Linked DNA regions of Homo sapiens: region 1 is linked to region 2. Evidence: chromatin loops called from intact Hi-C (ENCODE). Cell type or tissue: lower leg skin. All regions are shown on one strand. Links, peaks and the distances in the headings refer to the core of each region. The heading gives the core; the rest is flanking DNA. Region 1 has its middle 33 kb from the start of PAX7. Region 2 has its middle 37 kb from the start of TAS1R2.

Evidence for each region. Peaks named below come from ENCODE experiments on the same cell type or tissue, not always from the same donor. Only the 100,000 strongest peaks of a DNase experiment are listed, where the experiment ranks them.
Region 1: a loop joins it to region 2, with 10 times the contacts of the local background. A loop is called at or near these places in 95 of 110 quality-filtered maps.

What each region holds. Positions count from the first base shown.
Region 1 is chr1:18,589,803-18,605,533 of GRCh38, reverse strand. No RefSeq gene overlaps it. Among named protein-coding and RNA genes, the nearest start is that of PAX7, 33 kb to the left of the region's middle. RefSeq lists an enhancer at 5,782-6,311. In lower leg skin, for the core only: a CTCF peak has its summit at 7,886; a DNase peak (open chromatin) is centred at 7,953.
Region 2 is chr1:18,817,700-18,827,563 of GRCh38, reverse strand. No RefSeq gene overlaps it. Among named protein-coding and RNA genes, the nearest start is that of TAS1R2, 37 kb to the left of the region's middle. RefSeq lists a silencer at 6,485-6,663 and enhancers at 6,842-7,351, 7,352-7,861, 9,558-9,864. In lower leg skin, for the core only: no CTCF peak of the experiment used is centred there; a DNase peak (open chromatin) is centred at 6,640.

The DNA of each region.
Region 1 (15,731 bases), core at 3,856-11,855, 220 kb after region 2:
GAGGGGATGAAGGATCTGAATGCTTCCTTTGGGGGTCAGTTGTGCCAGATGGGCTGGACTGCACGTCAGGCCCAAGACATTGAGGGACTGTGGGTGCAACAGAGCCGTGGCCAATGCCTTTGCTGATTCTTTCTCTGAGCGGCCTCCATACCCGTCCCGGCCTCAATCCCTTGCCTTGCTCAGGCTGCTTAAGTGGAAGGTTCTTATTCTTACCCCATGAGGAAGACTCCTCAGCCCCGTAGCCTACAAAACATTTCCTTCCAAGCATTATTTATAAACGTCTGTTGAGCACCTACTCTGTGCCCGGTCCTGCCCCAGGCACTAGAAACCCGGCAGTGAAGGGGAAAGGTGAGGCCTGGGCAGACACTCCCCTGTGCACAGATGCAAGAAAAGAGATGGAGGGAGCATGATACGCTCTAAGGAAAATGAAATCAGGCCGGGCATGGTGGCTCAGGCGGGGAATGGTGGCTCAGGTGGGGAATGGTGGCTCGGTGGGGAGTGGTGGCTCAGGCGGGGAATGGTGGCTCAGGCCGGGCGTGGTGGCTCAGGCGGGGAATGGTGGCTCAGGCGGGGAATGGTGGCGCAGGCGGGGAATGGTGGCTCAGGCCGGGCGTGGTGGCTCAGGCGGGGAATGGTGGCTCAGGCGGGGAATGGTGGCGCAGGCGGGGAATGGTGGCTCAGGCCAGGAGTGGTGGCTCAGGCCGGGCGTGGTGGCTCAGACGGGGAATGGTGGCTCAGGTGGGGAATGGTGGCGCAGGCGGGGAATGGTGGCTCAGGCTGGGCGTGGTGGCTCAGGCGGGGAATGGTGGCTCACGCCTGCAATCCCAGTACTTCGGGAGGCCAGGGCGGGAAGGTCATTTGACTAGCCTGGGCAACATAGCAAAACTCCATTTCTACTTAAAAAAATAAAATAAATTAGCTAGGCATGGTGGCATGCACCTGTAGTCCCAGCTACTCAGGAGGCTGAGGTGGGAGGATCCCTTGAGACCAGGAGGTCGAGGCTGCAGTGAGCTGTGATCATGCCATTCACTCCAGCCTGGATGACAGAGTAAGACTCTATCTCAAAGAAAGAAAAAAAAAGAAAAAGAATGACATTGGGAGGTGGCATAAATGATGGAGCGGCCACATCTTAGCTATGAGATTTTGGGCCAAGTACTTGTCTCTGGGCCTTAATTCCTCACCTGTAGAATGAGGATGCAGATATGCATTTCCTGGGCTTTGGGTCAGTGGCGCTCAGCACAGGGCCTGGAGTGTGGTCACTGCTAACTGAAGCTGTGCTCCAGCTCTACTATTAGCAAGGGGAAGTGGGGACCAGGCAGGTGCTCCAGCACGAAGCTCTGAGGGTGAGAGCTCTGGAAGGAGATTGGGGCTTTTCCTCCATACTGAGCGTGTATGAGGCAGGTCTGGGGTCAGGCTTTCTGGATTTGAACCCTGGTCACTTGCTTCACAGCTTTGGGTCTGTGGGCAATAACCTGCCCTGTGGCCTCAGTTTTCTCACCCAAAGATTGGGAATCATAATCGTAGCTTCTTTAGAGAGCTGTGGCCAGGATTAAGTGCATTCCTCTGGAAGTTTCTCTGAGCTGCAGCGTGCGAGCTCTTCATATGACAGATTCGAAGAGCTGTTTGTCCACGTGTCGGGGCCTCAGTGAGGGGTGGGGAAGGAGCTTGGGCTGGGAGCTGAGATCCCTGGCTTCTTCTCTGAGTTGACACCCATGTGAGGTTCCCACCATCCCTGGTAGGGCCACCACTCGGGGGCGGAGGGGCCGCCTGGGTGTATGATTGTTGATTTGCAGGGACCCTCAGGAGAGCTAATGTGGCAAGATACCCAGAGAGGGCCTGTGAGCTTCCTAAGGCCACACAGCAAGCTGGAAGGACTCAGGCCTGAGCCAAATGCATCTGCCTGCCTAGTCCTTTCAGGGGCGTGCGGAAGGGTCACTAGGGGAGAGAGCTCTTAGTTTTAGCTGCGGGCGAGTGATCATCCTGGAGTAATTGGGTGCTAATACCATTATGCCTCCCATTTCATACTCTATACGTTCCCAGGGCTCTCTCTCCGAGGATCTCAAAGCCCTTTACATGACAATGCCACCATTAACTCATAAATCCTCCCTGGCCTGCTGGGAGGAGAGGTGGGTGGTATGTGCAGGAGACTGAGGAATTAACCTCAATTATTTCCCAGTGATTCAGCCGTCATAGAATTGTCAGGTTGGCTCTGGGGTTTGGCGGGCCCCAGTTAGTGCTGGTGGGGTAGAGCCTGGGAGGGGACTGGTGATATCTGCTGAGCGGAGCCTGTTCTCCAAGTCAGCTTGTTGTCCACGATGTCACCTCATCATTTTCAGAACAGCCCTGCGAGTTGGGTAGCAGTGTTCCCATTTTACAACAGGAGAGACTCAGAGAGGTGCAGGACTCACCTAAGGTTACCCAGGTAGTCACAGCAAGCCTGGAGTTTACCCCCAGCCATGCCTGTGCCACCAAACACACGAGGTTCTCAGAGTGGGGCAGGGCTAGGCTCGAGGGCCAGGGGCCTTGGGACAGGATGCTCTGCCCCCTACCAACATGCAGTGTGACTCGGGGCCAGTGCTGTCCGTCTCTGAGTGGGTCTCCATGAGCACCTGATGGTTAAGACCTCAGGTTGACTGCTTACCACCATTTGTAGGGACTGCTTTGCCCCACACTGTGGGAGAAATACAGGCCCCTGAAGGAGATGGGTGAAAGATGAAGGGTGGCTCATGCATGCATGCATGCATTCATTCACTCACACATTCATTCATTCACTCATGCTTGCATTCATTCATTCACTCATGCATTCATTCATTCACTATGCATTCATTCATTCATTCATTCACTCATTCATTCACTCATGCATTCATTCATTCATTCACTCATGCATGCATTCATTCACTATGCATTCATTCATTCATTCACTCATTCATTCACTCATGCATTCATTCATTCATTCACTCATGCATGCATTCATTCACTATGCATTCATTCATTCATTCACTCATGCATTCATTCACTATGCATGCATTCATTCATTCACTCATGCATTCATTCATTCACTTTTGCATTCATTCATTAACTCATGCATTTATTTTTCATATGCTCCTGTGTAGGGTGGTAGTTAACAGGGTAGGCTCGGGAGTCAGGCTGCCTGGGTTCAAATACACTCACTGTGTGGCCTTGGGCAACTGGCTTCATCTCTACCTCTCAGTTTCTTCGTTTGTGAAAGGGGATAGTAAAGCAGTCACCTTACCGTGTTGTCCACTTGTGTATTTCACAACAAGATCCTGAGCACCTACCACATGCCAGGCACTGTTCTTGGCCCTGGGCACATGGCAGTAAACGGAACAGACAGGATCACTGCCCACGGGGGCCCAGTGACCTGGGGGAGGCAGACCACACTCATAGTAACTGTAGCATTGCCAGGTGATGGGAGTCTCAGGGGGTTTGAGATGGTGGTGGGGATTGCAGTGGATCATCCACACGGGGCACCTCGTGTGAGGCTGTGTTTCATTTGCATCAGCATGGATTTTGACTAGCTGGGCACTACACTGGGACCTGGGGGCAGGAGACACATAGATCTGGGGCATGTGTGATACTTGGTCACAAGGCAGAAGTAGCATCTCCCAGTGGCAGGACCAGGGTGCCCTCCCACCCCTTACCCTCCACCCTGACCTTGGAGGAGGAGGGACATGAAGCCTTCACAGAGCCCAAAGCCTGGGTCCCGAGAGCGCTGGGCACAGGGCGTGGAGATGCTTCCACAGCTGTGGTCTCCTGGACCAGGGCTGCAGGGAAAGGAGGAATGGGCTCTCATTTCACAGATGTGGAAACTGAGGCCCAGAGGGGTGATGGAACTGGCTTGAGGTCACATGGTCAGGGCTCAATGGATTCCAAGAGCCGCTGGCTGCCCCAACACAGAGGCCTCCTTGGACAACCCCAGAGAGTTGGGATGTGCATTAGAGATGGCTGGACTTCAACGCTTTGTTGAACAAAATAATTGTATCCCAAGTTTCTGTTCCAATATTTGTTCACTGCAAGGCCCAGGATTCCAGGTGAGGATAGCGCTGGTTGGGAAGAAAGAGACACAGGCTCTAGATTTGGATCATCCCCATCTATCCCAGTCCTAAAGGGTGATGGAAACTGGGGAGTGGGGTGTGTCTCACTGAAGGCACCAGATTTAGCAAATAAAACTGCTCAGTTAAATGTGAATTTCAGATAAACTAGGAATATATTTTTAGTATATGTCTCAATTATTGTCCTGTATTTTTTTCTGGTAACTCTCGTCCTATGAGTGGAGCAGAAAGGATGCCCAGAGCTACAAAACCTTCTCTGGGTCTCAGTTTTTCTTGTCAGTACAAAAGAATCTTTTTATACAATAGAGATTTGGGGCAAGAGGTTTGGGGAGATGATCCAGAGGTTCCTTGTGGGAGGCGGCTGTTGTCTTCCGTTTATCCACCCCAAATTTCTTCCCATCTCAGTTCAGCCATTGGGTAGAGCAGGCATGTGCTGGGGCTGTGGGCTCAGACAGGCTTCCATCCATCTGACTCCTGCCTCGTCTGCTGCTTCTGAGCTGAGTCACCATCAGCAAATCACTTCTGCCCAAGTCTCATTTTTCTCATCGGTATAATGGGCATAGTTTAAAGGCCTAGCCCACAGGGTTGCAGGAAAGCTCAAACACAGTAGCAGGTAAGAGACATGCTTGCTTTTTTTTTTTTTTTTTTGTGAGACTGGGTTTTGTTCTTGTTGCCCAGGTTGGAGTGCAGTGGCGTGATCTCGGCTCACTGCAACCTCTGCCTCCCGGGTTCAAGCAATTCTCATGCCTCAGCCTCCCAAGTAGCTGGGATTACAGGCATGCGCCACCACGCCCGGCTAGTTTTGTATTTTTAGTAGAGTTTGGGTTTCACCATGTTGGCTAGGCTGTTCTTGAACTCCTGACCTCAGGTGATCTGCCCGCCTCAGCCTCCCAAGGTGCTGGGATTACAGGCGTGAGCCACCACGCCCAGCCATGCTTGCATTTTAACCAGTGCTGCTGGCTCTGAAAGGGCCTGCCAAGGTGAGGGGAGAGCTGCGAGCTGCGTCTCCTGGGACCTAGGGCGCCCCAGACTTCCAATCCAGTGCTCACTCAGCGCACCCTACTTGGGATTTCTTCCAAGGGGGAGGTAAGGATTGTTAAAAAATTGAAAGATCCCTTTGGGGACCACTACTCCACTCTTCTGCTTCTCTAGGAAAATATGGCCCAGAGACATCACGTGGGTACCCCAAGACCACACAGTGAGTTTATAGCTGAGCTGGGATCTGAAGCTAGGTTTGCTGAATCCCAGTCCGAGAGGTGTGCCCCTCTGTGATCTCAGGGCTTAAAGTTTAGTTAAAAAATTGTTTCTTTCTGGAGGCTAGAGCTCATTTTTTTTTTTTTTAATTTTGAGGCCAAAGTTCATTCCATCAGAGGTGTTGCAGTGTGGTGGGGAGGAGTCTTGCGGTGAGAAACAGGTAGATGCTGCTGCAGTGGAAACCGAGGAAGTGCGAGAATGTGCGTCCTCCACATGTCTGTCCTCGAAGCCTGTCCTGCTCCAACAAGGGGACCCCAAGAACAGCATTTAGTGGCGGCCTAGCACCTGAAGTCCTCGGATCCACCACCAGGTTTGCTGTGTGACCTTGGGGAAACGTCTTCCCCAGTCTGGGCTGTGGTTGGGAAGAATCCTTCTCCCTTGTTATTGAGGACCAGTGAGGCCATCAGTCTTCTCTGCCAGAGAAAGACGCTGGGGACATGCTCCCCTCAGCACCCAGGATTGGGAAAACTGCAAGAGGCAGAGGGAGTGGTGCCAGCCCACCTGCCTGTGTAGGAATCTTGGCTCCTTCTGTCCAGCTCTGTCTCCCCTGGCCCTTCTCTGTGGCTTCTGGTCTTCACTGCCCTGGTTGTACACGCCGCCCCCACCCCTCTCTCCCTGTCTTTTGTCTCTCTGTTTTTTTTTTTTTTTTTTTTTTACTCTCCCTTCCCTCTCCTTCTCTCCCTCCCTCTTCCCTCTCCCTGGCCACCTCCTTCTCCCCCTTCCCCTCCCCTTCTCTCTTTCCCTTTCACTGTTTATCCCGGATCCTCTTTTCCTGCAGGGACACTCTGGAAAGCCCTGGCTCCAAACCAGTGTGATTCTAATCTTCCCAGCAGACTGTCTAAAATGTAATTTACGAGCAAGGCTCTCCCGGCTTCTCCATCCTGCAGCCTGGGCAGGACTCCCAGCCAGTGAATGGGCTGGGGAGCGGGAGTGGGGCTGGGGCCAGCCTCGCTGGGTCATCTCCCATTCTGCTCTATCTGCCCATCAGCTGGGGGAACGGGCCCAAACCCGGGGAAGCTTTTCACTTGGAACCGACTTCAGTTCCGGGTTCATGGAAGGCAGTTGGCCCCGATGCAGCAACAGATTGCCGTTTGCTGTGGACTCTGCAAAACCTTGCGGCAGGAGAGACCTCTTGGAGGCCATGACATTAGGCCAGGACATTTGCGCATTCATTAACTCATGTTACTGTACACTTTCTATGCATCACACAGTCCTGGGAGCTGAGGTTGTAGTGCCGAGCACAGAGACCAGTTCCTGTTCTTTTGAAGCTAGCAGTTTGGTGGAAGGGACCGACATTAATCCCATAGTTACTTAAGAGAATGCTGGCGGGGCACGGTGGCTCATGTCTGTAATCCCAGCATTTTGGGAGGCCTAGGCAGGAGGATCTCTTGAGGCCAGGAGTTTGAGACCAGCCTGGGCAACCTATTGCGACCCTCATCTCTAAGAAAATTAAAATTAACCAGGCATGGTGGCAAATGCCTGTAGTCCCAGCTACTAGGGAGGCTGAAGTGGGAGGATCGATTTAGCCCAGGAGGTCAAGGCTACAGTGAGCTATGTTTGTGCTCAGCCTGGGCGACACAGTAAGACTCTGTCTCAAAACAACAACATAAAACCAAAGAATGTTAAACAGATTTCCTTTAGTTCTGTGCTGAAGGAGAGGAATAGGATGCTTTATAATATGGGGGTTGACTAGGTCTGTTGGGGGAGGCACAAAGGAAGCCACCCCCACTTTTTTGCATGATAATGAATAATGACACCATTAGTGGCGTGTTTATACAGAGAGGCGGTGACAAATATAATTCCTCCTTTGCTGCCACTTTTGACTTTATGTGTGTTGAATTTAGATACCCCTCCATCAACTGATGTGAGCGGCTCCTGGAGGGTCCTTAAAGGGTCCCAAACTATGAGCGCTGCTCTCGACCTGTACACCAGACACAGGTAAAGGGACTTCTCACTCCCCCCACTTCCAAACTATGAGCGCTGCTCTCGATCTGTATGTACACCAGACACAGGTAAAGGGACTTCTCACTCCCCCCACCTCCAAACTATGAGCGCTGCTCTCGACCTGTACACCAGACACAGGTAAAGGGACTTCTCACTCCCCCCACCTCCAAACTATGAGCGCTGCTCTCGACCTGTACACCAGACACAGGTAAAGGGACTTCTCACTCCCCCCACTTCCAAACTATGAGCGCTGCTCTCGATCTGTACACCAGACACAGGTAAAGGGACTTCTCACTCCCCCCACCTCCACTGTCTGCCCTGCCACTGGGCCCAATTCTGGAAGGGGTGAACAGCTCGGAAGAAGGCCGGGCTCGGCAGCCACGGTGCTCTCTCTGGGCCTCTGTTCTCACTGCAAAGTGGACTAACAGGCCTCCATGGACCAGCTCACAGTATTTGCTGTAAGGGTCACATGAAGCGATTGATGTGAAAAGTATTTATTGTCTTGGAAATTCCTGAATTCACCACCATATTCCTCACTGCCATCCTCATCCATGAAAGCGAGGGGGCTGAGGGAGGTTTTGAGACTTCCCATGAAGCCCCTTCTTTCTGGGATTTCAACACACCCAACTCCGTGGAGCGCGTGGCCGCCTTCTCAGCGGAGCAATGCTGTCACCTAGTGGCCACTCCGCACCCTTCTCCTTGGAATCAGGAGCTGACCCGGAGCACCTGCCCTTGGGAGCTGTCCCCAGGTACCCCTCCACACCTGCAAAGCTACCGGTGGTCAGGGCTTCCGTGTCTGGTCATGAGAGAGCAAATATTGCAGTGGAGAAGAGGGGCTGAGGAGGCAGGGTCCCTGCTCTTATGAAGGGCAGCTTGTCCTTGGGCCCCCTAGCTCCTCCTGCCATTGGACTTGGCTTGGCAGATATTCCATCAGAGCAGGCGAGGGCAGGAGGCCTGGGTTTCCAGACCCTCATCTGCAGGGTGCCTGTCAGTGTTGAAGTCAAGAAGCTCCTTCGTGTGAGCCTCACCCTGTTTCTACCTCGTGTCTTCCTGTAGTTTATTCTCTACCTGGCTTCTAGAGTGATCCCTTTAAAAGCAAGTCAGATGATGTCATGCCGCTGCTCAAACCCTGCAGTTATTCCCACTCAGAGTAAAACCAAAGACAGCAAGACAGGATCGGGGCCTGTGGGTAACCTTCCCTGCCCTTGTTTATCTTTTTAGTTTTTGTTTTCAATATTTATTTATTCACTTATTTATTTTTTATTTTTTGAGATGGAGTCTTGCTCTGTTGCTCAGGCTGGAGCGCAGTGGTGCACTCAGCTCACTGCAATCTCTGCCTCCCGGGTTCAAGCGATTCTCTTGCCTCAGCTTCTCAAGAAGCTGGGATTACAGGCATATGTCACCAGGCCCAGATAATTTTTGTAGTTTTAGTAGAGACAGGGTTTTGCCATGTTGGCTAGACTGGTGCTGGTCTCAAGCTCCTGACCTCAGGTGATCCACCCATCTCGGCCTCCCAAAGTGCTGGGATTATAGGCATGAGCCACTGCACCTGGCCTTGTTTTGTTTTTGAGACAGGGTCTCACTCTATCACCGAGGCTGGAGTGCAGTGGTGCAATCATGGCTCACTGCAGCCTTGACCTGACGGGCTCAAGCAATCCTCCTACCTCAGCCTCCTGAGTAGCTGGGACTACAGGTGTGCCCCTCCATGCCCAGCTAATTGGCATTTATTTTTTTGTTCTTTTTTTCTTTTTCTTTCTTTCTTTTCTTTTTTTTTTTTTCTTTTTTTTTTTGAGACAGAGTCTCGCCCTATCACCCAGGCTGGAGTGCAATGGCGCGATCTCAGCTCATTGCAACCTCCGCCTCCAGGTTCAAGTGATTCTCCTGTCTCAGCCTCCTGAGTAGTTGGGATTACAGGCACGTGCCATCATGCCCGGCTAATTTTTTGTATCTTCAGTAGAGGCAGGGTTTCACCATGTTGTGCAGGCTGGTCTGGAACTCTGGGACTCAAGCAATCCTCCCACCTCGGCCTCCCAAAGTGCTGGGATTACAGGCTTGAGCCACTGTGCCCAGCTCTGTTTATCTTTCAGACTGCACCTGCCCCTCATCAGCTCCTCTCCAGCCTCCTTGTCATGCCTTAAACTCTCACTGCTGCTCCCTCTGCTTGGAATGACCTTCCCCTGGGTAGCTGCACAGGTGGGCCCTCGTGTCATTTATCACTCTGCTTAAATAGCCCTTACTCAGAAAAGTCTGCCTTAACTAAATTAGCAGCCTCCATCACTTTTCTTCCCCTTTGCCTACTTTGCTTTCTTCACAGGACTCACAATATATGGTTGTTTCTTGGTATCTGCGGTGATACTAAAATCTGCGGATGCTCAAGTCCCTTCTATAAAATGCTGTAGTATTTGTGTATAAACTTCACATATCCTCTCATATACTTTATTTTTATTTTTAATTTTTTTTGGGACAGGGTCTCACTCCATCACCCAGGCTGGAGTGCAGTGGCGTGATCTCGGTTCACCGCAACCTCTGCCTCCCGGGTTCAAGCAGTTCTGATGCCTCAGCCTCCTGAATAGCTGGGATCACAGGCATGAGCCACCATGGCTGGCTAATTTCTATATATATTTTTAAAAGTAGAGACAGGGAGGTTAAGAGGAGGGTTTAGATAATAAAATGTGTGGTATAGAGTTCTGGAAAATGCATAGTGTATAGTGCTCCTAGAAAGATTTGTAGTAGTTAGGGCATTTATTATAATAATGTTCATGTACTCTGCTACAAAAAAGAGAGCGTATGGGCCTGCAGCATATTCAATATTAAACTCTGAGACTAATTCTCATTCTCCTTCTGTCAGGTCAACAGATTTCACCATGTTGGTCAGGATGGTCTTGAACTCCTGACCTCAAGTAATCTGCACACCTCGGCCTTCCAAAGCGCTGAAATTACAGGCATGAGCCTCTGTGCCTGGCCTATCCTCTCATGTACTTTAAATCATCTCTAGGTTACTTATACCTGATACAGTGTAAATGCTGTATAAGTTGTTGTTATACTGTATTTTAAAATGTGTATTTTCTTTAGTTGTTCTATTTATTATTTGCATTATTTATTGTTGTTGTTTTTTTTTTTTTTTTGAGACGGAGTCTCGCTCTATCACCCAGGCTGGAGTGCTGTGGTGCGATCTTGGCTCACTGCAAGCTCCACCTCCCAGGTTCACACCATTCTCCTGCCTCAGCCTCCCGAGTAGCTGGGACTACAGGCACCCGCCACCATGCCTGGCTAATTTTTTTGTATTTTTAGTAGAGATGGGGTTTCACCACGTTAGCCAGGATGGTCTCGATCTCCTAACCTCATGATACGCCCGCCTTGGCCTCCCAATGTTGTATTATTTTTAATTATTTTTCACACTTTTGAGATCCCTGATGGGTTGAATCTGTGGATGAGGACATGTGGATACAGAAGGCTGACTGTACAGTGAACTCATATGGTTATGTGGGACAATGGCAAGAGAGACAGCCTCTGATTCCAGAGGTTTCCTGGTTCTCCATTCTGTGAGGAGACTGATGGCTGCTTGTCAAAGGCAGGAGCTGTGGCCTCTGTTTGTGGCACCTGAAGTGCCGCATGCAGGCTAGGGCAGCTGTAGGGTCGCTCCACAGAACGCTGATGTGAACGTGTCAGCATGAAAAAGCAGTTTTCATCTTCTCCGCCTGGATATTGTGACTAAAGACCCCACAAACTCCATCTTCAGCCAAACTCGAATGCAGAAAGAGCAGACTGGAACATAAGGCATAATGGCTGTCAAATGCAGCCACCCTTGGCACACAAGCCACATGGGGTGAAGGGTGGCAGAAGCAATGTGGGAGGGTATAAAGGGCAAGATTGCTCCACCACCGGAGAGTCCAGAAAGATGAGCAAAATCGCACTTGTGTCAGTGAGAAGCTCATCCAGAAGAGACAGCATCTCTATCTCTTAAACACCAAACAGCAGAAGGCATTGCCTACAATAGGCCAGGAAAACCTAGCTCCTTCCCTTGTTTGTAATAATAAGGCAATAGTAAGATATTGGAAGACCGTAGAGCAACGCCAATGAGAGCTAATTGAGGAAAGAAGCTGTGAGGCAGGATTTTCTATTGAGCCAAGCTGTCCTTCAGATATACGCGCCACCCACCAGCAATTCTGAACATGGCAGAACTCAGTGGATATTGTCCCTGTGGAGTCTCTCTGGAGGAAACATCTAGAGGATGAACTTCAGCCCCATGACTGGCAGAGGGCTGGTAGTGCATTGACTGTGGTGAAGTGTGGAACTGAGACTAACGCAAATGTAGGAAGTAGAGGAATAGATAAAAATGTGAATGCAGGCATCCGTGATGAGGTTAGAAATGATGCATCTGAGAAGAAATGGGAGGGGACACGTGAAAGAAGCCAGGAAACAGGGTGTGTTTGCAAAGTGCCTCTTCTGTAGTAGGTGGGAATCAAAGAACATCTTTCAGAGTCAAGAGTGCTAACCATTACACAATGGAAGCACAAAGAACATGTTTCAAAGCTGGCAAATCAAGACAAGTAGTATGAAGACATGCAGCAGAACAGAGGAGATCACTGAGAAAGGAACCCATCAGTGCCTCATTAGCTGTGTTGGGGGAAAGCCAGGGAGATGGGCAAGAAAAAGAATAAACTATAGTGTTCTTACTTTCTGAGAAATTGAGAACTAAGAATATTGTGTAAAGTTATAATAATGAACAAAAGTATAAAACTCCTTCTGTATCAAAAGAACCACATATAAAAGAACAAACCACATAACAAAAGACATTTAAAACACCCATAAACAGGAAAAAATTACATAAAATAATATGACAGAACACAGGTGTTATAAATGCAAATGAGCTTAATTTGCCCAGTGAAAGAAAAGAAATTAGATTTGGTCACAAAACCAAATCTAACTCAGTGTTCTATAAATGAGGCAATCATAAACCAAAGTAATTCAGAAAGGTTGAACCTAAAAGCTGGGCAAAGGTATACTAGGCAAATGCAGATAAAAAATCTTAATATCACACAATGTGGAGTTTAGATTAAAAGGTATTTAATAAGACAAAGAAAGTCATCTTAGAATATACAAATGTGTATCCACAATGAAGATAAGAGTTATAAACATCTATGCTCTAAAAAATATAGTAGGTGCATTTCTGAAGGAGAAATCACATGAGACACAAGGAGAAACGCACTTCAATTAACTTTCCTCGTTGCATGACAAATAAAGGATAAAGAAAATCTTCATAAGGTGATAAATAACTCTTATCCATTGCCTGGCTGTTAAGACAATGTCACAGATTGACACCCCATTTCTGATACCAATTCCTGTATTATTGAGGATGAAAGATCTAACTCTTGGAACAAAAAGACTCCAACATACATTGGCTTGGAGGACAAAGAGGTCTAACTCCTCACAGTGTGAGGTGAGCTGCTTAGTTGGTGGGGCAGCTCTGTTCCAAAGGGTCTTCAGAAAGTCATATCCTTTCCAACATGTTTCTCTGTCTTCTCCTAGGGCATTGCCATTGTTTGCATGGTTGATACTGGGTCACTGTGGGCTCTAGAGGGAGGGAAGGGGGAAGGGAGTGTGAAGGAGGTGCACCCACTGTGGAGTATAAAAGGGACACATAGACTTCCATTCATAATCTGTTGGTGAGAACTCAGCATCATGTGACCTTATCTAACTGCAAGGGAACCTGGGAAATGTAGTCTTACGATGTTCCTGATGAGAAAGGAAGAATGAATTTGAGCAGACAACTGGTGGAGTGGAAATGAGTACCAGTGCTTTAGAAAATGATGTGTCAGTGTCTGCCAGAGTTCACATACACACACTGTATGGCCCAGCCATGGTACTCCTAGGAGGGCTCAGCAGAAATGAGCACATATTTGTACCAAAAGACATAGGCAAGAGTGTTCTATTCCTAATGCTACTGTTTATTATTATTAATTTTTTTAAGAGACAGGGTGTATCTCTGTTGCCCAGGCCTGTGGTATAATGGTGCAATCATAGCTCACTGCAGCCTCCAACTTCTAGGTTCAAGCTATCCTCCTACCTCAGCGTTTTAAGTAGCTGGGACTATAGGTGTGCACCACCACACCCTGCTAATTTTTAAACTTCTTTGTAGAGATGGGGTCTCACTATGTTGCCCAAGCTAGTCTCAAACTCCTTGCCTCAAGTGATCCTCCCACTTCGGCCTCCCATAGTGTTGGGATTATAGACGTGAGCCGCCATGCCCAACCTAATTCCTATTACTAATTATTAGTAATATTATTAATTCCATAACAGTATTCCTAATAGCCCAAATATCCATCAGCAGTAGAATGCTTGAACACATTGTAATATAGTCAGACAATGAAAAACTCTACAGTGATTAAGATGGACAAAGTACTGCTGTGCATCACAGCAAGGATGGATCTTACACAGTGTTGAGTGAAAGAAGTCAGACACCAAAGAGCACATGTGGGTCCAGTACAGTGGCTCATGCCTGTAATCCCAGCACTTTGGGAGGCTGGGTGAGGCAGGTGGATTGCTTGAGCCCAGAAATTTGAGACCAGCCTGGGCAACATGGTGAAACCTCGTCTCTGCAAAAAATACAAAAATTAGCTGGGTATGGCTGGGCGCGGTGGCTCATGCCTGTAATCCCAGCACTTTGGGAGGCCGAGGTGGGCGGATCACGAGGTCAGGAGATCTAGACCATCCTGGCTAACACGGTGAAATCCCGTCTTTACTAAAAATACAAAAAAATTAGCTGGGCATGCGCCTGTAATCCCAGCTACTCGGGAGGCTGAGACAGGAGAATCACCTGAACCCTGGAGGCAGAGGTTGCGGTGAGCCGAGATCTCACCACTGCACTCCAGCCTGGGCAACAAAGCGAGACTCTGTCTCAAAAAAGAAGAAGAAGGAGAAGGAGAAGGAGAAGGAGAAGGAGAAGAAGAAGAAGAAGAAGAAGAAGAAGAAAAAACGAATTAGCTGGGTGTGGTGGTGCACACCTGTAGCTGCAGCTACTTGGTAGGCTGAGGTGGGAGGATGAGGCAGTCCCAGCTACTTGGTAGGCTGAGCCTGGGAGGTTGAGGCTGCAGTGAGCTGTGATGGTGCTGCTGCCCTCCAGCCTGGGTGACAGAGCAAGACACTGTTTCAAAAAAAAAAATTGTAAAAAAAGAGCACATATTTTTTTAAACTTTTTTTCCCATTTTTTTTCATTATTTGTCTTTACATATGTTTTGATTTACATTACAACGTGAAAAAATGCTCATCATCACTGGCCATCAGAGAAATGCAAATCAAAACCACAATGAGATGCCATCTCACACTAGTTAGAATGGCGATCATTAAAAAGTCAGGAAACAACAGATGCTGGAGAGGATGTGGAGAAATAGGAACACTTTTTCACTGTTGGTGGGACTGTAAACTAGTTCAACCATTGTGGAAGACAGTGTGGAGATTCCTCAAGGATCTAGAACTAGAAATACCATTTGACCCAGCCATCCCATTACTGGGTATATACCCAGAGGATTATAAATCATGCTGCTATAAAGACACATGCACACGTATGTTTATTGCAGCACTATTCACCATAGCAAAGACTTGAAACCAACCCAAATGTCCATCAACGATAGACTGGATTAAGAAAATGTGGGATATATACACCATGGAATACTATGCAGCCATAAGAAAGGATGAGTTCATGTCCTTTGTAGGGACATGGATGAAGCTGGAAACCATCATTCTCAGCAAACTATCGCAAGGACAAAAAACCAAGCACTGCATGTTCTCACTCATAGGTGGGAATTGAACAATGAGAACACTTGGACACAGGAAGGGGAACATCACACACCCGGGCCTGTCGTGGGGTGGGGGGAGGGGGGAGGGGGGAGGGATAGCATTAGGAGATATACCTAATGTAAATGACGAGTTAATGGGTGCAGCACACCAACATGGCACATGTATACATATGTAACAAACCTGCAGGTTGTGCACATGTACCCTAAAACTTAAAGTTATATAAAAACAAACAAATAAATAAAAACAGACAATACAGGATATTAGTTTGATGCAAAAGTAATCGCGGTTTTTGCCATTAAAAGTAATGACATTACTTTTAATGGCAAATTACTTTTAATGGCAAAAACCGCGATTACTTTTGCGCCAACCTAATAGAAATGGGAAAGGTGTTTCCTTTTGGGAGGAGAGGTATGATCACCAGGAGGAGAAGGAGGAGGGCTCTGGGGAGCTGGTCACGTTCCGGTTCTCAATCTGAGTAGCTATTTCACGGGGGTGCTTGCTTTGTGAAAATTCACAGTGCTGTTCCTTTATGATTTGTGACTTTCCTGTATACATGTTCTATTTCAATAAGCATTTTAATTAACAAAATTACTAAAAGGCAGAAGAATGTGAACAAGTGGAAAGATACATCGTATTGTGGCGGAGGGGGGGAGCGGCGGGGCT
Region 2 (9,864 bases), core at 1,865-9,864:
GGGACTGGGGACCCGTGATGGAGGTCACGGCTGTCCAACTGGGGTAAAGGAGAGTTGGCTGAAACAGAGATTCCCCCAATGTGTAAGCGCAGCAGAAGTTATTTCTCTGCTATGTAACAGTCTGGAGGTGGCAGGTGTGTAGTTGAGAACTGGTAAGCAACTGCCACCCTCTACACTTAGCATCCATCTCTGGATCCAAGGTGGCTGTTCCAGCTCCCGTCACCACATCTGCAGCCCAACTAGTGGGAGGGAGAGTGGGAAGAGGGGTACATGGCTATTTCTTTTCAGGCACGACTTGGAAGTGGCAGACATAATTTGCTCTCATATGTCCTTGGTCAGAATTCAGCCACTTGGCCACATCTTGCTACAAGGGAAGATGGGAATGTGGTATTTAGTGGGCATTGGGGGTGAACATTGTGATGCTCCACTCCAATACCCTTTGGAACTGAAGGACATCTTTTTCCAGCTGCTGGGAGGGCTGCTGGCTGACAGTCCTCAACGCTTTCCAGAAATGGCTCTTGGCCGGAGAGAGCTGCCCTACCCAAGGTTATGCTCCCTACCTGGGGGTAGCCTGCACACAGTGGCTTGATGGCATGGGAGTGTCACAACCTGCACAATTCTGAAGGGCTACCCGGTCTTCACAGGTCCTTGTGGGGTCAGCCAAGGCCTTATCTGAGACGGCATGAAGCCAGCATGTCCCTTTGTCCAATTCCATTTCTTTTCCTGCTCCTACACGTGTGTTGACCCCAAGGGCGACCCCCAGCCCATCTGCCTGCTGATCTCCATCTCAGGGTCTGCTTGCAGGGCAAGCCAACCTGCAACAGCATTCCTATGCCCAGATAAACTTGGGAGCTCTGAAGGCAGCAGGGTACAGTGACTGCTGATGGGCAAGAGCAGTCTCTGCTTCAGTCGTGGTGGTGGTCACTGGGGGATGTGAGAGAGTCCATAGCTATGGGGAAGGTGCTGTTCAGGCTGGTTGTCATGGTGATGGTGGCCATGGCTGTGCTAGAGAGTGGGATGCTGTGGAGGTGTAATGGTGATGTTCATTCAACTGGGCTATGCTTACCTGCCTGCTGCACTCCACCCACTCCTGGCCTGCTCTTCACCTCATGAACGGGCTCCTGTAGGGGCTGTTCTCTTTCCCTCTTTGACATTCCATCCGAACAGCTGCCAGCTGCCTTCTCACTCCTTAGACTCCCTAGTCCCTCCTTCTCCTAGCCAGCCTGTTGGCTGCCCTGGATAGACTCGTGTCTGCTGCCTCTACTCCCCAGTCCTAACTCAACCCCATCTCCTGCCATTCCAGCTCCATGTCCCTGACGACCGATAGCCATTTGGCTCTCCCCGGGGCAGATGCCCAGCCCATGCACAGTCTATCTGGGAAGCTTTCTGGCTTCAGTGTTAGCTACAGGGGGTCCTCTTTGTTCTCCAGTGCAACCCAAACTAGATCTGGCTCAGTGACGGTGGTGATGAGGGTGAAGAGGTGTTGATGGTATTGATGGTGTTAGTGGTGATGATGATGGTGATGGTGTTAGAGATCCTAATGATATTGGTAGTGATGGTGATGGTGGTGGTGGTGGTGGTAGAGTGTTGGAATTGGTGTTGATAGATGATGATGGTGTTGCTGCTGTTTGTATTGAGGTGGTGATAGCGGCGGTGGTTATCATGTTGGAGATGGTGATGGTGGTGGTGATAATGATGTTGGTAGTGTTGATGGCAGTGGTAGTAGTGGTGTTGGTGATGGTGGTGGTGATAATGACGGTGGTAGGGGTGATGTTGGTCATGGCGATGGTGATGTGGTGGTGGTGGTAGAGTATTGGTATTGGTGTTGGTAGTGATGATGGTGTTGTTTTTTGTATTGAGGTGGTGATAGCGGTGGTGGTTACCATGTTGGAGATGGTGATGGTGGTGTGATAATGATGGTGGTAGTGTTGATGGTAGTGGTAGTAGTGGTGTTGGTGATGGTGGTGGTAATGATGGTGGTAGTGATGATGTTGGTAATGGTGATGGTGATGGTGATAATGACGGTGGTAGGGGTGATGTTGGTCATGGCGATGGTGATGTGGTGGTGGTGGTAGAGTATTGGTATTGGTGTTGGTAGTGATGATGGTGTTGTTTTTTGTATTGAGGTGGTGATAGCGGTGGTGGTTACCATGTTGGAGATGGTGATGGTGGTGTGATAATGATGGTGGTAGTGTTGATGGTAGTGGTAGTAGTGGTGTTGGTGATGGTGGTGGTAATGATGGTGGTAGTGATGATGTTGGTAATGGTGATGGTGATGGTGATAATGATGGTGGTAGTGGTGATGTTGGTAATTGTGATGGTGATGGTGGTGGTGGTGATGTTGACAAAGATACTAATGCTGACCCTTTCCTTTCTTGCTGGATGCCTTCATTAAGCCTCCAGTTAGGGGCCAAAGGCTAAGGCTTCTTCTTTTGTCCTTTCTTATGCTGGCAACATACGGACTCTGCTCCTTGTCAGATTTGGGTCATTAGGGGATTCACCCACATTCTGGCTGGGCAGAGCAGCCTGTGGGATGGAGTGAAGTGGGGATGAAGTTTGGAGGCCAAGGCCCCTCACCGTCACCCCCTTCTCTAGAAAAGATTGTGCAGGCCTGACCAAGCCCCTGTGTCCTTGTCACCCAGTCCTGAGGGGCAAGTTTGGGCTTGTGGTACGAGAGAGCACTGGACAGGGAGTCAGGAGACTGTGCCTGTGTTCTGACTCCCTGAGTGTCAAGTCCCTTTGCTTCTTGGTGTCTCAGTTTCCCCACTTGCATAATGAAGAGGCTGGACAAGGGCTGAGGATTTAAGCTGTTTCTCCCAGTGGCACAAGCACTGCTGTGGGGCAAGAGTGAAGTGGACAAACCACGCCAGGCCCCCTGAGCAGCCTTGCCAGGCATCACCATCAGCTTGTCTGACGGGTTCTCTGACCTATGTAGTCTGATCACTGGGTACTGCATGAAAAAGCATGGATGGTCAGGTATGGCGGGTCCCATTACAGCTAAGCGTGGCTCACAGGCTTCTCCCGTGTGTGTGTGTGTATGAGTGTGTGTGTGTGTGTGTGTGTCTACCTTCAAAAACATTTCACAGATCTGACCACTTTGCACCTCTTCCACCCTGACAACCTTAGCCTAACTCTCCAGCTCATCACCCCTGGGTGCTGGGCAGCTCCTCAGTAGCCCCCATGCTTCTGTCCTTGGCCCTGTAAAATCTATTAACCACTTACATGGTTTGGATCTGTGTCCCCACCCAAATCTTATGTCAAATTGTAATCCCCAGTGTTGGAGGAGGGGCCTGGTGGGAGATGGTTGGGTCATGGGGGTGGAGTTCTCATGAGTGGTTAAGCACCATCTCCCCTTGGTACTGCATAGTGAGTGAGTTCTCACAAGATCTGATTGTTTAAAAGTATGTAGCACCTCCCCCATCTCTCTCTTTTGCTCCTACTCCAGCCATGTAAGACAAAGCTGTTTCCCCTTCACCTTCCGCCGTGATTGTAAGTTTCCTGAGGCCTCCCCAGAAGCTGAGCAGAAGCCTCCATACTTCTTGTACAGCCTGCAGAAATGTAAGCCAATTAAACCTCTGTTCTTTGTAAATTACCCAGTCTTAGGCATTTCTTTATAGCTGAGTGAGAACAAACTAATACGAAACTTAATCTGCAATGCAAAAGTATTAAACGGATGAATACAACCACACGACTTTCAAAGTGCCCTTTAAAACCCAAGTCTGATTTTGCTACCTCTCTGCTCAAAATGGCTTCCCATTTCATCTGGGTAAAAGCCAGATTTGTCACAGGCCCTACCTGGTCTCCCGGTAACCTCCTTGATCTCATCTACTTTCCCCTCTGTTCCAGCGGCACTGGCCTCCTTGCTGTTTCTCAGACACATGAACCATGGGCCTGCCTCAGGGCCTTTGAACAGGTCATTTCCTCTGCTAGAAGCACACTCACTTGGCTGGTTCCTCCACCTCCTTCAGGCCTCTGCTCAGCCATTCCCCTCTCAGTGACACCTTCCTGAGGCCCCCTCTGCGTATCGTCACCCTCACTCCCTATCCTCCCTCCATACTCCACTTTACGCCACAGCCCATGTCACCATCTGGCAGGATACGTGTTTGCTAGCTCATTGTGTTTATCTGTCCCCTATGCCCCTGCCAATAGAGGGCAGTTTTGTCTGTTTTATTCTCTGCTGTACCCTCAGCACTTGGGACAGAGCTTGGCATATAGTAGGTGCTCACTAAATACTTGTTCAATGAACTTCTGTGTTTTTTGTACCCCTGTTGCAGTCGGGCACTGATACTGCTGAACAAATTCAAGGACACAAACTCTTCCTGTCCTGTATGTAGTGGTGAGGAGCAGTGGGGAGGGCCTTGGACTTGAAGCTGGTGTCCCAGGGTGTATCCTGCTGCAGCCACTTGGGGTGTTGTGATGTTGGGTAAGCTACTGCCCCTCCCTGGGCTTATCCTAGCTGTAAATGAAATAAGAATAATCCATCACTGCAGGGAGATGTCTCCAGGCTACTTAACACACAGTAGCTACTATTATCATGTGTCTTAGCTTCAGATGCTATAACAAAATATTATAAACTGAGTGGGTTATAAACAACAGACCTTTATTTCTCATAGTTCTGGAGGCTGGAAGTCTGAGTTCAGGGTGCAAGCATAGTTGGGTCCTGGTGAGGGCCCTCCTCTGGTTGCAGATTGCTGACTTGTTATATCCTAACATGGTGGAAAGAGGGTGAGAGAACGCTGTGGGGTCCCTTTTAGAAGGGCACGAATCCCAGCCGGGCTTGGTGGCTCACGCCTGTAATCCCAGCACTTTGGGAGGCTGAGGCAGGCAGATCACCTGAGGTCAGAAGTTTGAGACCAGCCTGATCAACATGGAGAAACCCCGTCTCTACTAAAAATACAAAATTAGCCAGGTGTGGTGGCACATGCCTGTAATCCCAGCTACTCAGGAGTCTGAGGCAGGAGAATTGCTTGAACCTGGGAGGTGGAGGTTGCGGTGAGCCGAGATTGTGCCATTGCACTCCGGCCTGGGCAACAAGAGCAAAATACTGTCTCAAAAAAAAAAAAAAAAAAAAAAAAGAAAAGAAAAAAAAAAAAGGGCCGGGTGCGGTGGCTCACACCGGTAATCCCAGCACTTTGGGAGGCCGAGGTGAGCAGATCACGAGGTCAGGAGATGGAGAACATCCTGACTAACACGGTGAAACCCTGTCTCTACTAAAAATACAAAAAATTAGCTGGGCATGGTGGTGGGCGCCTGTAGTCCCAGCTAATCGGGAGGCTGAGGCAGGAGAATGGCGTGAACCTGGGAGGCGGAGCTTGCAGTGAGCCAAGATTGCACCACTGCACTCCAGCCTGGGTGACAGAGCGATACTCCGTCTCAAAAAAAAAAAAAAGAAGGGCACTAATCCCATTTGTGAGGGCTCCCTTCTTATGACCTAATCACCCCCAAAGACGCTGCCTCTCAATACCATCACATTAGGGATTAGTATTTTAACAGATGCATTTTTGGGGGACATAAACATTCAGTCCATAGCATCATGACTACTATTATTGTGAATTCTTAACCCCAACGGTCCATGATATGTATGCATTAACAAAAGGGAGGCAGGAATAGGGGTTGGCCTAGAGTTGAACTTAGGAAACTGGTAGAGTCCCCAGGTCTCCTCTGCCTCCAGGCTCCCTAGATCCTCTTGATCTAAGAGGGGGAGCTTCTCAGACTCTTTAAGGGCTTATCTCAGCCACTTTTGCCAGGGATGTGAAAAGACGGCCCCTGCTCCGCTGGAAAGAGTAATTCTTAACCCAGGGGAAGGAAGGAGCCAGTCACGCGAGAGGCAAGAGCTCTGGATTGGGAACCAGAAGACCTGGATCGATTCTTAGCCAGGCTGTTGGCTCCAGTGACCTTGGGCCCGTCACCCCTCCTCCCTGGGCCTCAGTCTCCCAATCTGGATCAGGTCATCTCTAAGCTAAGGCTGCTTCCCATCTGCATTCAGTCCAGCACAGCAGGACCTCAGCATCTCCCCATCCACCTGTGGCCTGGCCTTCCTCATCGCTCGTTCCGTTTGCTGTTTCTTGCCTCGGCCTCCCTATCTCCGTCCACAGCCCTTCTCACAGGGCGTCAGGTATGTGTACCTCGGTGTGGCTGAGAACAGGATTCCTGCAGCGGGCCTTCCTGTCCAGGGCAAGGCCTGGTGTGGGCAGGGGACCTGCGAATCCCATCACTTCACCCCAGCCTGCCTGCCTCCTGGGCGGCTCCCCTAAATCAGTGCCCTGCCTGTCAAAACATGAAACACAGTCAAGATATGAACCAAAATGAGGAGCTGGAGAACAAGAACTCTATGAAATCGCTATGATCCTCTTCCCTGGGCCAACCAATGGACCCCGTCACTCCCTGCCTCTGGGCCTGTTTCCCCATCCACGCAAGGAGAGTGGTCCCTAACTTGGACACAAATTTTCCCGGTGGTTCTGAAGACCAGCCTCATTCTAGTTCACTGGACTGGGGATGTCCCTGTGGCCCAGCTTGTTGTCAGGATAGCGGCCACAGCCCAGGTCCTTCTGGAAAGCTGATCCGAGAGCCAGGTGTGCGCTCTCTGCAGGGCACTTCCAGAAGCTGACAGCAGATGGTGCTGTTGGCCCCATTCCTGTGCAAAGGGAGGCTGAGCCGCTGCCAGGGGCTCCGTGCTTGGAAGTGCTGGGCAGGGCTTGAAGTCCCGTCTCTTCCAGGCCCAAGGCTGGACGCTTGGGTAGACACACACACACACAAACACACGATGCAGAGACACGGAGGTGCATGCGTGCAGGCTGTTCCCGTCTATCCAGAGTGTGGTGCCAAATGCCAGCCCCGACTGTTAACTCACCCAGTGTGTGTTTCTGTGTCACCTCTACGGCACGGGGTCTGCCAGGCTGCAGGTGTCGGAGAGAGGCAAGGGCCGAAAGCAGGGCGGTTTGTGTGGGTGAATGCAGGCACACAGGTGCTAGTGTCTGTGGTTCGTGTGTACGCAGTGCCCACGGAGACCCGTGTGTGCACGCGGGTGTGCGAGGGGGTGCGTGTTAAGCACCCCAACGCCGTGTCCCTCTGGGCGACTATTTGGCTGTGTGTGGGGAGATGTGTGCGTCTATGACTGTGCATACAGGCATCTGTGCTTGCGTGCACACGTGTGTTTGGTACGTGCGTGTGCTTGTGTGGTAATCACAACCTTTTGGCTGGGCTGATGGGACAGGAAGCAGGAGGAATGATGAATGGTTTGAGTAGTAGGGAGGGTGTGAGTAGACAGGCTGGAAAGACCAACCAACCTCTTTGTTAGGAGGGTGAAGGCTGAAGCAGGTGGACCCAGTGCGCAGAGACCCTGGCCCGGATCGGGGAGGGGCGCGCCAGTCCTCACGAGCTGCGGGGAGATGGCACTGCCACTCTCATCACGGGTTAAATGAGTGTCCTCGGCACCAGGCACTTGCTGGGCCCTTTCCACTCACACACACTCTCGTCTAACAACCCTTGACGTCCCCACAGTACAGAGGAGGAAACTGAGGCTGGGGGAGGTAGAGGAACTTGCCTGTGGTCAGTCAGCGAGGAGGTGGCGGAGCTGGGTGTTGAACCTAAGTCCAGCCCCAGGCCCTGTCAGCAAATCACCTTTGCCTCAAGCCAGCCTGGCAGGAGGGAGAGACGTGGTGCTGGTGATCACCGGTGGGGAGAGGCAGGGGAGAGTGGCAAGGATGAGAGGAGGGAAGGGAGCCCGTGACTCCTGGGGCAGTGGAAAATCCTGGCTTGGGAGCTAAGTGCTCCCTCAGAGCATTGGCCTCTGCCCTTAGCTGTGGGGTCAGCCCCTCAGAGCCTCAGTTTCCCTATCTGCCAGGCAACGGGCTCGGCCCAGGCATGCTATGCCCTGACAGCATGCAAGAGACCTTGTTGGGCACTGCCCCTTCCCCATTAAACAAATGTTTATTGGGCATCTACTATGCGACACTGGGGGGTGCCATGGGGAACAGGACAGGCCAGCTCTCCACCCTCATGAAGCCCAAACTCCAGTGCACAAGCCCAAATTCCCACAATAAAGGGAAGCGGGGAAGCGCCGAGACTGAAGTAAGTGAGGTAAGTGCTGTGAAGAATGGCCGGGGCGACTGGACAGACAGGGGCTGGGGCCGCTTGTGGCCAGGGAGGGAGGCTGTCGGGGAGGGGCAGCCGCAGCAGGTTCTGGGGAAAGCATCTTCCGGACAGAGGGATGGGGAGGGGGCAGGAGCTGGATGGGGCAGGGCCTCTCAGGATTTCATTCTCAGGGCAACAGGACGTCACCCAGAGAATTTAAGCAGGAGAGGACCCGATCTGATTCGTGCTTGAAAGATCACCAGATGCAATGTGGAGAATGCTCTATGGGGACCAATGACTGCAGAAGGAGACCAGGATGTGGCAGGGATTCTATAAAAAAGCCACCCTGAGCCGGTGCGTTTAGGGCACGGGGGGCCTGGGAAGCTGTGATTTGAACTCCGTACCGTTGAGCAAGCCCTCTACCTGGTTTCTCCCTTCCCCTTGGCCCCACCCTAAAGCAGGCTCTTTCCCCGGCTTATTTTCTTATGCCTGGGGTGACTTATTTTACCACTGTGAAGCCTGGGAGTGAGGTCTCCAGGCATAGACCCTCTATCCCAGCTCAGGGCTCGAATTCTAGCTGGTCTGTTATTGGCAGGATGACTTCAGTCAAGTTGCTTCTCTGAGAGCCTCAGTTTCCCCATCTGTAAAATGACGGTAATGATGCTTCTTAGAGCACCTGATGGTAGCAGTGAGGATGAAACAGGATGGAGCAGGCGAGGGCTCTGTGCAGTGCCTGTCACATCGTCAGAGCTGTTGTGATCTTGCTGATCACTAAGTGACCCATATGGCCTGGCACAAGTCACTGAAGTCTCTTAACGGCAGTTTTCTCCCTGTAGAATCCCTGAGAACTGGGAAAGCCTGTAACACATAGCAGGCGCTCAGGATGCTTGTGTTGGGGAGTTGCTCCAGCCTACCCAGCCTTCTTTGGCTGGGAGGCAGGAACCAGTCCGTTCTGCAGAGAGGTGGCTTTGGGGGCAGGGGTATGGCCAGGAGGGGGTCAGGCTCACGTGAGGTCCCATGGTCTCCTCCTCCATCTCCCTCAGCTCCCCCCCACCTCCCTCAGCTCCCCCTCCACCTGCCTTCCCTCCAGCCCTCCCTCCACCCTACACTGTGCCCCAGGGAGTGGGCATTTGGAAGTCTCCCAGTGCCCCTTCCCTTCTCTGATTTGCATGTTTAGAATGTATCTGCAGACGCATCTCTCTAGCACGGGGCCCAGCCTTTCTGCCTCCCTCCCTTCCTGCCTGCGTCTCTGGGAGCTGAGCTATCTGCATGCACGAGAACCGAGAAAAGCAGGTCCACCCGGCCCCTCCTCTCCAGAACCTTCTGAGATGCCCCGTCCCTATCCCTGCTGCCTCAGCCCTGCCAGGACAACAGTTCCATCTGGGGGGCGTTGGGATTTCTTTTTGCACACCCGCAGCTCGGTCTGCACCCGTGGGGGCTGTCTAGCTCAGCGGCTGCCGGGTGGCACTCTCAGATCACAGGCCTGACATTTCAGCGCTTGTGTCTCTGTGCCAGGCAGGCACCAGCCCGAGCAATCGATTCTCTCTGCATAATCGCTCAGCACCGTCCATAACATTTCATCAGCCCCCATTGGCCCTCTGGGCTCCTTCCTCTGGGCCTCACGCTGGGTTGCCCATGCCCTCTCTTCCGGGGCTGGGTGCTGTTTTTCCAAGTCCTCGCGAGAGCTGCCCCCCTGCCCTCCACTGCCATCCCCGCTGCACTCCCCATGAGGCTGGCAGGGCTTCCTCAGTTTCTGGTCACCTCCTCATTCCCGTGTCACCTGGCATCAGC